Regions from separate parts of the Homo sapiens genome. Here region 2 is linked to region 1. A link is a contact called in ENCODE Hi-C or POLR2A ChIA-PET data. All regions are on one chromosome and are shown on one strand. Each heading gives the region's core, a stretch centred on a gene start or an enhancer-like site at or near the end of the contact. The rest is flanking DNA. Distances are from core to core; before and after follow the strand shown. Region 1 holds the start of H2AZ1-DT (H2AZ1 divergent transcript). Region 2 has its middle 110 kb from the start of DDIT4L-AS1.

Region 1 (6,140 bases), core at 2,813-5,312:
CCCAAATGCAGCTTATTATTATTATTTTTTCTTGAGACCAAGTCTCACTCTGTCACTCAGGCTGGAGTGCAGTGGCATGATCTCTGCTCACTTCAGCCTCTGCCTCCCAAGTTCATGCGATTCTCCTGCCTCAGCCTCCTGAGAAGCTGGGATTACAGGTGCATGCCACCACACATGGCTAATTTCTGTAGTTTTATTAGAGACAGGGTTTCACCATGTTGGCCAGGTTGGTCTCAAACTCCTGGCCTCAAGTGATCCACCCGCCTCAGCCTCCCAAAGTGATGGGATTATAGGTGTGAGCCACGGCGCCTGGCCACACCCAGCTTACGTTGTGAATATTTTTGATCCTCAGTTGGTTGAATCCATAGATGTAGAACACAGGAATACAGAGAAGGAGGACCCACTGCCTAGGCAAATACACTATTATTTAGGAAAAAAATTTCAACACATGGACTCCCTTCCCCTGCCCTGAAAATCCTAAAGATCGATATTGATATCAATAATAGATAATAAAAGGATATGATAAGAATCTTGATTTTTTAATTTTAAAACAATAAATTTCCAAAAATTCTGAGGACTAATGTATGGAAAAAGTAAATTAGTGCTATATTAAAAGCATGATCTTTTGTTTTCCTGAAATGGCAGTGGATCTGGGTGGAGTAGATTCTGCTGATCTTTGTCATCTATTCCCTGCATTTGTGAATTGTTACCTGTGTGCAATCTGTGATCATGAGAAGTGCAAAGCTGGGCAATTTGGAATTTAAATCGATGGCTTTGGTTTTATCAACACTGAATTAAACACATAGGCTTCTCAACCTAAACAGAATTCAGGAAGGACTATGGCCTCGGTGCCAAAAATATTATTACATCACTCTACATATTCTTCGCACTTAACGAAACTCTTTCACAATTCTATCAAGTTGGTTTATCTGGTGTTACGAATCCCTATTTAATAAATGAAACTGTGCCTCAGTGTTTTACATACTTCAGGCCATATAGCAAGTAAGTGGCTACCCAAACTCAACCCTCATTCTTTTACTCTAGTTCAATATTTTGCATAATACCACACTGGAACTCAGTTATTCACAGCTGTGTGAATCCTTGAAGGCACATATTTTTCCTAGGTGCCCTAGGTAGAGAGAACCAAGATTCTAATGTAGATTTCCTGATGAAAAGAATTTTGCCGCCATTATCGATCTAGGCTAATATCCTTGGAAATAACTTGAGAACTTATTCATATTTTCTTAAAAATACGTTTTTAAGGCAAGATGTAGTTGAGAAATTTATAATTCCCAATTGTAAGACTCTCAAATTCTCTACATAAAAAGACAAGAACAATAGTAGTTAACATACATGCTAGTGTTTCAAAGGAGATAGCAACTAGTCATGGAAAATCTGGCTTAGTTAGGAAAAGGCTATTAAGGAAAGTGTCAATAATAGTGGGTTCGCCTACCTCATCTGAGGATTTTTTGTTGTTTTTTCGAGACAGGATCTCAGTTTATCACACAGGCTGGAATTCAGTGGCACAATCATGGCTCACTGCAACCATGGGCTCAAGTGGTCCTTCCACCTCAGCCTCCCGAGTAGATGGGACCACAGGCAGGGGCCACCATGCCTTGCTAATTTTTGTATTTTTAGTAGAGATGGGGTCTCGCTATGTTGCCCAGCCTGGTCTTTAACACCTGGGCTGAAGTGATCCTCTTGCCTTGGCATCTCATATTTTTTTATGGTGAGAGAACTAATTGGGTATGGCATTAAACAAAAGTAATTACATAGCTCTGGCTAAGTACATTATATACATGCATTACTATTAACACAGGAACTGGAAAGATAAACCAACAATATTAACATATTTGCATCATACCTTTTCTGGGGGGGGCAGGAAAAAGAGTAGGAAATCATCATACCACTCTGAGAAAAGTGCAGAAAGTAATACTGTCCTGTTCTCTGAAGGAAAATTATTGAGTTATTAAACCAATTTTGGATTTTAGTTTGGATGTTGGAAGACTTGGTTGTGTATACTTTGGGCAGGTTTCAAGCTTGCTGCTTCCAAATCGAAGAAAGAAAATAAACCAAATAGCAAAAAAGATTTAGAAATAAAAGATACTTTATTTCATCCCTCTCCAGCATCCAATGTAGAAAATAATAGCAGTTATTTACTGAGGGCTAACTACGTGCCAAACACATGCTACTATGTACATTGCATACCTTTTTCCTTAATCTTTCAACCATGTGAAAATAGATGATACTATCTTTTCACAGAATAGGAACTCGAAGCTCAGAAAGATTAGTAACTAAGATGACACAGTGAGGAGGAGGCAGAACAGAATCCATCTGTACTTGCTTCTGAGTTCATCCTCCTAACCACTATTCAGCGAGGCAACAGTAAATTCCCTTTATGGGGCTTCATAGCAAAGAGCTGGCAGAGTATTATCTAAACTAGAGATGGCATTAATGTTGGTTTTTTATATATCACAAAGCTTCCCTGGAGCCATCGTTAACTATCAGGTTTCATAGCTTAATATATCATTATTATATTATCAGTAGGAAAACGGCTGAAGTCTTGCTATCGACGACATCATAAGAGTTCCTTGGTTCCAAGAAATAATAAACCTCAATGTCAAAATTGTTGGGAAGCTCTTCTCTAGAATTTATCTCACAGAAATTGGGAGGTCCTCTAATTCGATAAAATCTTTCAAATTGAAACCCAATCTAAAGTACTTCAGAGTATATGTTTGTTGTTGTTGTTGTTGAGAAAGTCTCGCTCTGTTCCCCAGGCTGAGTGCAGTGGCGCAATCTTGACTCACCACAACCGCCGCCTCCCGGGTTCAAGCAATTCTCCTGCCTCAGCCTCCAGAGTAGCTGGGATTACAGGCGGGCGCCACCATGCCTGGCTAATTTTTGTATTTTTAGTAGAGATGGGGTGTCACCATGTTGGCCAGGCTGGTCTTGAACTCCTGACCTCGTAATCTGCCCGCTTCGGCCTCCCAAAGTGCTGGGATTACAGGTGTGAGCCACCATGCCCAGCATAGAGTATATGTTTCAAAATGTTCGTCACATTGAAACTATTCAATTATGTTAAAAAATGTAATACACTAAAACACTGCAAATGAGATTGAGACACTACTGTCCCCAAGCAGCTGGAGATGTACATAGGTGTTAATAACCTACTAGTTGGAAGGATAGTACTGTGTGTACAGTACCATTACTTTAACCTCATCATTTGCAACTGATTGCATTGCATGGACCCTCTAACTGCCTGAAAATCATGTCAGAGTTACTCCATCGACATTTGCCGAACATTTGTCATGTGGCAAAATACTTACTGTAGAAAAGTTGACACATAATAGCTCTGAGGTTTCACTAAATGAGCTTTACACACCAGGCTACAGGTACAACCCATTGATGTGTAGTCTCCAAAAAATATGGTTTATGATTTGATTAAAGAATACTGCCTCGCCAGAAGCTCCCTAAGTATAGACAAAAAGGGTTTCGTGACCAGTGAGGTGACTTGGCTTCACCGTTTGCTGTCACAGAACTATTCCGTGGAGGATTTCATAAGTAGTGAGGGAGAGGTGGAAGACCCGGCTGAAAATAAAGTGGGAGCAGCGGGTCGTGATCTGTTGGTGGCTGGGGACTCGCCTAGACGGAAGAAACACGGAATCTCTACTAAGGCTGTGGAAGGCGTCAGGGCAAACCTCAGACTCCTCTCACTGGACGCGTTCGCGCCACCTGTCAGACGGGAGGAGCCGCCAGGGATTGAGAGGGTAGGGAAGGGGTGTCCGGGGCCCCGGAAAGCGGCTGCGGGTCGCAGGTCTCCGCCCGAGAGGCGCTGGGAATGGGGCTGGGAGTGGTGGGGGCGGCGTGCTACATACCGAGGAGACTTCACGTGGTCTCTAGAGCCCTGCTAGGGGACCCGGGACGCTACCGCGCGCCCCTCCCCTGAGGTCTCAGCTCCTCCTCCCAGGCACGTGATCGCAGCCGGCTGGTAACTGCGCTCCTGCAGCGTAGCTCGCTCTGTTTCTTCCCTCCCGCCGCGGTGCCCTTCTTCTCCCCCGTTCCCATCCCTCCGCCTTCCCCCGCCTCTCCCCCCACGCCCCAATCGCGGCTTGAGATTAGAAGCGCCCGCCCCTCCACCCTTTTCTTCGCTTGCTCATTGGCTGAAGTCTCAAGGACGCGTCCCGAGGGCGGGTGGCAGCCATTGGTGGGATGAGCAATCCGAGTTCCCGGATGAGGGAACATTCTGCAGTATAAAGGGAGCAGGGAAGGCGGGAGACAGCGCAGTTTGAATCGCGGTGCGACGAAGGAGTAGGTGGTGGGATCTCACCGTGGGTCCGATTAGCCTTTTCTCTGCCTTGCTTGCTTGAGCTTCAGCGGAATTCGAAATGGTAAACTTCGCAGAGACGCTCGATGACTCCGCGGGTTTTTGCCGGCGAGAGAAAAACCCGTTACACAGAGGGATGGGGGTGAAGTGGCGACGGTTGGGAACGCGCGGAGACAGGATTTAGAAGAGTGGGGGGAGGTGTTTTGTCGGCTGCTAGCGGAGCAGCCTCGGATCTCGCGGCGGGCGGCGACGGTTGGGTGGCGCGCGCAGCGCCGCTGGGGGCCGGCGGGCGGAGGCGCGCGGCCGTGGCGAGCGCGCGGCGGGGGGCGAACGGGCGGGGTCGCCCCTGCGGCGCGCCGCGGGCCGGAGACCCCGGCAGGGTGCGGGGACGCGCTCGCGGCGGGACGCGCCGCGGTGGGGGATGGGCGCGCCGCCTTGGTAATTCTATATTCTCCGTTCCTCCTCCGCTCGCGGGCGTGTGCGCGCCGCAGGCTGGCGGTAAGGCTGGAAAGGACTCCGGAAAGGCCAAGACAAAGGCGGTTTCCCGCTCGCAGAGAGCCGGCTTGCAGGTCAGTAGTTGTTCGTGCAGTCTGGGAGTCATGATGTTTTTCTTTGCATTTCCTTTTTTGTTATTCATCGCTCTCGATGGGCGTTTTGTGTATGCGTGGGTGATGCGGTGTCGCGACTTGGGCTGCCCATACGATAAATATGGGGGGGAGGAATCACGTGTTTCGATGTCGGGACGCGTTGCTGCGCCCGTGCCCCTTGCTTTGGCGCGCATATAATTTCCCCATCTCTAGTTCTCATTTTTGTGCATTTATGTTTGTGTATGCTTAAAATTTAAGTTCCCAGTGGGCCGTATTCATCGACACCTAAAATCTAGGACGACCAGTCATGGACGTGTGGGCGCGACTGCCGCTGTGTACAGCGCAGCCATCCTGGAGTACCTCACCGCAGAGGTAAATGGGTGAACGCCTATAATCCGGAGAAGGTTTGGGGGGCGGGGAGGCGGCAAGAGGGAAGGAGGAAAGTGATGCAAGAAAACTCCCAGGCCCTGAACGCGGCGAGAGGCCTAAGAGAACGCTAGAGGGAGCTGGTGTTCAACAAGGATCCTACTGAGCTTGAGTTCTCTGCTCTTGGAATTAAAATTGCGTGCCCCCTGTATATCTTGCCAGTCAGATAGTGAGGAACGATTCCAGTTGGTAGATCTGCGTTTGTGAGGGTTTTATTCTGTTCTCTGAATCTTGGCCAAAGGAAAGTTGGAAGGCAACTGACAGATTCTGCCTTTTAGGTACTTGAACTGGCAGGAAATGCATCAAAAGACTTAAAGGTAAAGCGTATTACCCCTCGTCACTTGCAACTTGCTATTCGTGGAGATGAAGAATTGGATTCTCTCATCAAGGCTACAATTGCTGGTGGTGGTATGTTAACTTCTAACATTTTAAAAAATTTCTTCAGAGGAAGGAATTTTTTGCTGCTTTTAATTAGTTTTTCCAGGAGAGGAAATTTAAGTATATTTTCAATGATGGAAGTATGGTTGTATCATGAAATTTGATTTATATGTATAACTCAATGAATTTTTACTTCATACTTGAGCTGCATGTTTTTAAAGATACCTTTCAAGTTGAACAGTATACACTTTCTTGGTTTCAAATACTGTGATTTTTTAAAAAATCTTAAGTAGAATTAATTCCTGTCACTCTCCTAGGTGTCATTCCACACATCCACAAATCTCTGATTGGGAAGAAAGGACAACAGAAGACTGTCTAAAGGATGCCTGGATTCCTTGTTATCTCAGGACTCTAAATACTCTAAC
Region 2 (5,953 bases), core at 1,206-3,705, 130 kb before region 1:
TCACTATTAACCCTGTTTTAGAAATGAAGAACTTGAGGCACCTTGCTTAAGGTCACACAGTATGTAGGAAAGTCTGGCTGTGATCCCAGACAAGTTTAGCTCCAGGGGAATATTCTGAATCATTATGCTCCCTGCTTCCCTATTCTCTTACTTCTGCCTGTCCCCACCTCTGCATTTCTGAATCCCATACACAGCCTTCAAGTCTCAACTTAAATGGCACTTCCTCTACGAAGACTTCCTTGATCTCCCACTATCCTTGCTTCTCCTGAAATCCCCTAGCCTCTTGCCAATATTTAGTTTCTAATAGAGCTGACTTTCTAACTTGTCTGTATTTCAATGTATTTGCCTTTGCCTCACCTGAGGTAAGCTCCTTAAAGTCAGAAGCTTATTTCATTATTGATCTTTGTTTTAACTCCAGTACACACAGTTTGTAGTTTCATTCATAACAGGTATGTCATAATTTTTTTTTTGGAAATTGAAGCAAAAAGTAAAGAGGCAAACAATGAAAAAAGAATGTGATAAATGGATTATCCTCTGATAGTTTATTATATTTTAATACCATATTCAAAGCCACTGAACACATTTGTCCGAATAAAATAAATTCTAATAAACTGAGAAAACTATCTAAGACTTTTCTTCTCCATGCCTCTGTATCATTTTTCCCAATCACCCTTTTGTTTTTCTTACAAATATCTACCTTAAGCACTATCCTTAAGGACTGAGCTTAAATGTCACTTCCTCCCAAGGCCGTCCTTGAGGCTGTCCCTATAATAACCCCAGGGATGATGACAGATTTATTCTGTACCTCCTATGGCACTTCTGCCTAACATTACATAATCCATCGGATTGTATTGAGGTGTTTACTTGACTTCTTATTAGGCTGGGAATAGAGGGCCATGGACTTCATCTTTATGTGGCTGGAGGAATTAGCAGAGGAACCCTGTCCCCACACTTACAGCCTTTAATCAGAAAAAAAACCCATTGCTAAGTATAGACTATAACCTAGGCTGCACCCATCCCAGAGTAACAAAAAGCTGCCATTCTGTACTACTCTGGTGGTTATGAATGCCTAGAGCTGCTCTGGGCAGGATTCTCACTAATAAAGAAAATGTTCTTACTTCAATATCAGTTTAGACCTTACCATCTCTGAGAATAACATTAATACTTTCTCTTAGAAGCCGTTGCTTACATTATAGGTTAGCCAGTACTATGGTTTGAGTTTTTATCCCCTCCAAAACTCATTTTGAAATTATTTGCCTATATGACCAAATTAAGAGGTGAGACTTTTAAGAAGCCATGAGAGTTCCACCCTTGTGGGTGGGATCGGTGCCCTTGTGAAAGGAAAAGTTCGGCCCCCTCTTGCTCTCTCTCACCCTTACACCTTCTGCCATTGGATGGCACAGCAAGAAGGTCCTCACGAGACGCTGGCCCCTCTATCTTGAACTTCCCAGACTCCAGGACCATAAGAAATTTCTGTACTTTATAAATTACCCAGCCTGTGTATTCTGTCATGGCAGCACAAAATGAACTAAAACATCCAGTAAAGGAGCCAGCAGGTCTGCAATTTTGCTGGTGGGAGTTTTAAGAAGGAAACTCATGTTGAGGCCTCCCCTGACTAGAGGACTACAGCCAAACGCTTCCTTCACCCATACATCCCATTTTCCCTTAAAGCGTAGGCTTTCCTGGGATTTTTGTACTTGGCAGAGGAGAGGAGAGCTAGATTTTTTTACACTAAGAAGCTTGCTTGAGAAAGGGTTGTTTTGGCTGGGTATGGTGGCTCATGCCTATAATCCCAGCACTTTGGGAGGCTGAGACAAGAGTATCACTTGAGCATATGATTTCAACAGCAGCCTTGGTAACACGCTGGAACACTTGTCTCTACAAAAAAAAAAAGTTTTAAATAAAAAATGGTCAGGGATGCTGGTGTGCTTGTAGTCCCAGCTACGCGGGAGGCTAAGGTGGGAAGGTTACTTATGTCTGGGGAGTTGAAGCTGCAGTGACTCATGATTGTACCACTGCATTTCAGTCTGGGCAACAGAGTGAGACCCTTTCAAAAGAAAGAAAGGAAGAGAGAAAGAAAGACAGGGAAGAAGGAAAGAAGGAAAGAAGGAGACAGAGAAAGAAAGATGAAAGAAAGAAAGAAAAAGAAAGAAAGAAAGAAAGAAAAAGAAAAAAAAGAAAAAACAGGTATTTTTTGTGGGACAAGGACGAAGAAAAGCCCAAAATACCCTGAGAGTAGGCATGCTATCCCCTGGCAGCTAGGGTGGCTGGGGAGTTGTGGTCTAATTTCTCTGAGATTCAAGATAAAGTACAGTTGAGCTAAACTGTCTCTTCTAGTTGTAATTTCCTCTGCTTTCATTCTCTGATGTGGAAATTCCCAGTCTCAGATAGTGCTTTAGGGCTGCTGAAGACAGTGGGTGGTGACAGGAAAACGCAACTTGTGCCACCCCTCCATCTTTGGCCTCAGTGGAGAAAAGGTGTCAATGGTGCTAAGTGGTGCTGAGCTTCAAGTGGTATTGCAAGATGACAGGGAGCAAAGCTGGGGTAGCGGAAGACCCATGATGCTAGAGGAATAGCTGAAAGCAGACATGCACACAATAGAGTAATACAAAAACTTTGAATTTCTCCAAAGGAAAGGAAAGCACCACTCCCTGAGGACAAAAGAGAGTTATAGAAAAAAATCCTACAATAGACATTCAGTAAATGTTTAATACCAATCCAAAACCCAAAAAGAAATATTTCTACTGCTCTTCTGAAAGTCAAAGACAGAAAACTTGGACACTTGACTAAAATAATTCTTCATATAGTGAGAAGGAGGAAGTATAGTTGAATCTATAAGAGCTGTTCTCTAGGCAATGCTGTCCAATAGAACTTTCTGCAATATTGAGAGATTATGGATTACACTCTATGTCTGTGCAGTCCAATATGGCAGCCCCAGCCACATGTTGCTATTATGCACTTAATATGTGGCTAGTACAATTAAAAATTAAATTTTAAATTTTAATTAATTTAAATTTAAATTAAATACATGTGCTGATAGCTACCATATTGAACAGTGCAACTTTAGACTCATGCTGACTTAGATTTGATTCCCAGCTGTACCTTTTACAACTCATGTGCTCTGAAGTAAGACAATAAGCCTTTCTAAGCTTTAGTGTCCTAATGTGTAAAATGCAAATATTAATAACACACTCTTTGGAGAGTGTTGAGCATTAAATAAGATAATGCATATAAGTGCTTAACAGTACCTAGTACAAAGTACATGCTCAATATATGTTAGTAAATTATTTAACATCAAGATAGATGACAGTAATATGAACTACAAGCTTTTTTATCAATTGGAATAACAGAAGAATAGTTATTTTAATAAAGAAAGAGTTGCTCTCTGTTCCATTGCCATATTTTATTTTCTTCATAGCACTACCATTCTCTAGAAGTTATATTATTAATTTATTCATTTACATGGTTTTTATCTCTTTGCAATGCAAGAACAGTGTATAAGTTCCCAAAAAAATTTTTTTGTTATTGTTCTTCCTCTTCTTTTTCATAAGCCCAGTATCTTGTTAAGCACCTACCCATGATAGGTTCTTCCTAAGCAGTTACTGAGTAGATTAATAACTTAACAAATTAACCTAATCTCATTCTGACCTTCAAAAAACCTTAGGGATACTACTCCTTACCAAAAGAGAAAAGAAAAGATGCTTTTTCTCCCACAATGGAGAGTGCATAATGAAAGACTAATGATGGAAAAATATAGGATGATTTTATAAATCAGTATGAATCAATTAAGACAAAAGCAAATGCTACCTTTTTTGAGATTTGGAACTTCAGCTCTTTGGATTCTTTTACTACATAATTGCTCAAAAATTAGTGAGTAATTTAGATTACTATACGTATAATTTGCCAATAAAAATGATGTTCTATCAAAATTAATTGCCTTTTATTTTTGTCAAATCTATTTTTAAAGAATTCAATCAAAATATTAAAACGTTTTCCAGAAAATAAAGCTCAATTAACATAAATGAAATGAAGATAACTATGCTTTTATATGATGATGTGCCTCGAATGCATTTTTCATGCTTTAGTACTCAGCAAAAGCATAACATAATAAAGTTTTAAGAAACACTGAAATTGTTTCTAATTTGCCAATCCACCATAGTCAAAATATATTGTTAATAAAATTAACATTCACATAATGGCACTGCTACCAAAGTATAATTAATATAAACTGAACTAGATTATAATTTACTGGGAAGAATACTCCACTAATTGCCAAAGAAGTGCCTGAATAGTGATTGACACCTGTAGCACACAGAAATATAATCAGGATTTACAATCTCAGAGGATCTTTAATCTAATGCTTCAAGGTAGGAAGAGAAGAGATTAGAAAACATACTCTACTTCATACAGAAAAACTGGTATTTTTTATTTGATTGCTTTCTTCCTCTAAATTATTGGGTATGAACATCAGGTCTATGGGCACGGAAGTGAATAGGTTTGCATCATATATTTAGATCCAAAATAACAATCATGATAGTAGGTAACATGTAATTCTTACTATCTGTTCATCACTGTTCTAAGACTTTATTTGTAAATTGTCCAATCCACTTTTTCCCTGGCCAGATAATTCAAAGCCAACATTTCCGAACTAAATTCATTACCTTTCCCATGTTTAAAGAAAAACTTTAGACACAATAAATTTAACAAAATTTATTTGCACAGAGTGACTCATGACTCAGGAGGCACTCAAAACCAGAGCAGGTTCAGAGAGCTCCATCCAGCAGTGTGAGCAGTGAGGTTTCATAGGCCAAACACAGAAGCAAAATAGAGAAATCACCTGATTGGTTACAGCTAGATATCTTCCTTATTTGGGCATGGTGTGATGAGGCATTTGCCTTATTTGGGCATGGTATTACCAGGTGGCTGCCAGTGATTGGCTAAAGCTGTACTATTTGTGATTGGCTGAAACCTGGCTATTAGTTAGAAAGAAATATACTCCTAATTTAGGTTTCAGCTTGTTTATGCACTAAGTTAGGTAGTAATTTGTTATGTAAGAACTGAAAGTACTCAGAGAGCCTCAGGCTAATGGCCTCCTGCCTATTTAATTACACACCCATGAACTTGCAAATCATTTGAGTTATTTTCTTAACTATTTACTGATGGAAATGTACCCTCTTAAAGAAAACCTGGGTCCAGGCACAGTGGCTCACCAGTAATCCTAGAGCTTTGGGAGGCTTAGGTGGGAGGATCACTTGAGGCCAGGAGTGTAAGAGCAGCCTGAACAACATAGTGAGAGCCTGTCTACAAAAAATTTTTACAACTAGCCAAATGTGGTGGTGCATACCTGTAGTCCTAGCTACTGGGGAGGCTGAAGCAGGAGATCACTGGAGTCCAGGAGTTTGAGGCTGCAGTGAGCTATGATTGCACCACTGCACTCCAGCCTAGGCTACCAAATGAGACCTCATCTCTATAAAGAAAAGAAAACCTGAAAAATTAAAATATATATACAGAACAGATGAGTTTAATATTGGGTATGTTGAAAATGCATGCATGATACATGACATAATTAAAATACAACTTTGCTTTTGGCTCTCCATTATCTCTCTAAAATTTATTCATCTGGGTAGTCTCCTACACCAGAATAAAAACTCTATCAGGTCTAAGAATTTTTAAATTCCACTCTTCAATGACAGTTATACAATGAGTTTAGTCACACCAAAAGAAGCCTCAGTTCCAGAGAGCAGAATGGTGGTTGCCAAGGGCCCGGGGCAATGAAGAGTTACTGTTTATGCAGAATGAAAGAGTTATGAAGATGGATGATGGTGATGCTTGCACAGCATTATGAATGTATTTGATAACACCAGACTGTACACTTAAGAATAGTTAAGCTGGTAAATTTTATGTCATATGTATTTTACCACCATAAAAATAATTGGGGAAAAAGTCTAATTCA

What was found. A loop is a pair of places that touch in the nucleus more often than their neighbours do. ChIA-PET counts read pairs that join two places held with the same protein, here RNA polymerase II (POLR2A). Pooled maps may share reads with other maps.
Region 2: a pooled map shows a loop between it and region 1 (2.2-fold over the local background). The contact joins the enhancer-like site here to the promoter of H2AZ1-DT in region 1. A Hi-C loop is called at or near these places in 5 of 168 maps with a recorded cell type or tissue (IMR-90, MCF 10A, PC-3 and 2 more) and 12 of 50 pooled maps. POLR2A ChIA-PET finds 5 or more read pairs at or near these places in 9 of 52 experiments (H1, HEK293, MCF 10A and 5 more).

Annotation. Positions count from the first base shown.
Region 1 is chr4:99,948,416-99,954,555 of GRCh38, reverse strand. It overlaps H2AZ1-DT (H2AZ1 divergent transcript), which reads right to left and starts at 4,062. Exons shown (of 4, transcript NR_125923.1): 1 at 3,876-4,062. It overlaps H2AZ1 (H2A.Z variant histone 1), which reads left to right and starts at 4,281. Exons shown (of 5, transcript NM_002106.4): 1 at 4,281-4,388; 2 at 4,816-4,893; 3 at 5,170-5,283; 4 at 5,616-5,745; 5 at 6,033-6,140. The coding sequence starts at 4,386. The coding sequence ends at 6,094. RefSeq lists silencers at 3,691-3,900, 3,941-3,990, 4,651-4,700, 4,781-4,870 and enhancers at 3,812-4,416, 4,361-4,450, 5,491-5,540, 5,022-5,627.
Region 2 is chr4:100,075,878-100,081,830 of GRCh38, reverse strand. No RefSeq gene overlaps it. Among named protein-coding and RNA genes, the nearest start is that of DDIT4L-AS1, 110 kb to the left of the region's middle. Within about 2 kb of position 2,455, at least 2 of the 41 ENCODE cell types and tissues checked have a DNase peak (open chromatin) inside an H3K27ac peak, as active enhancers do.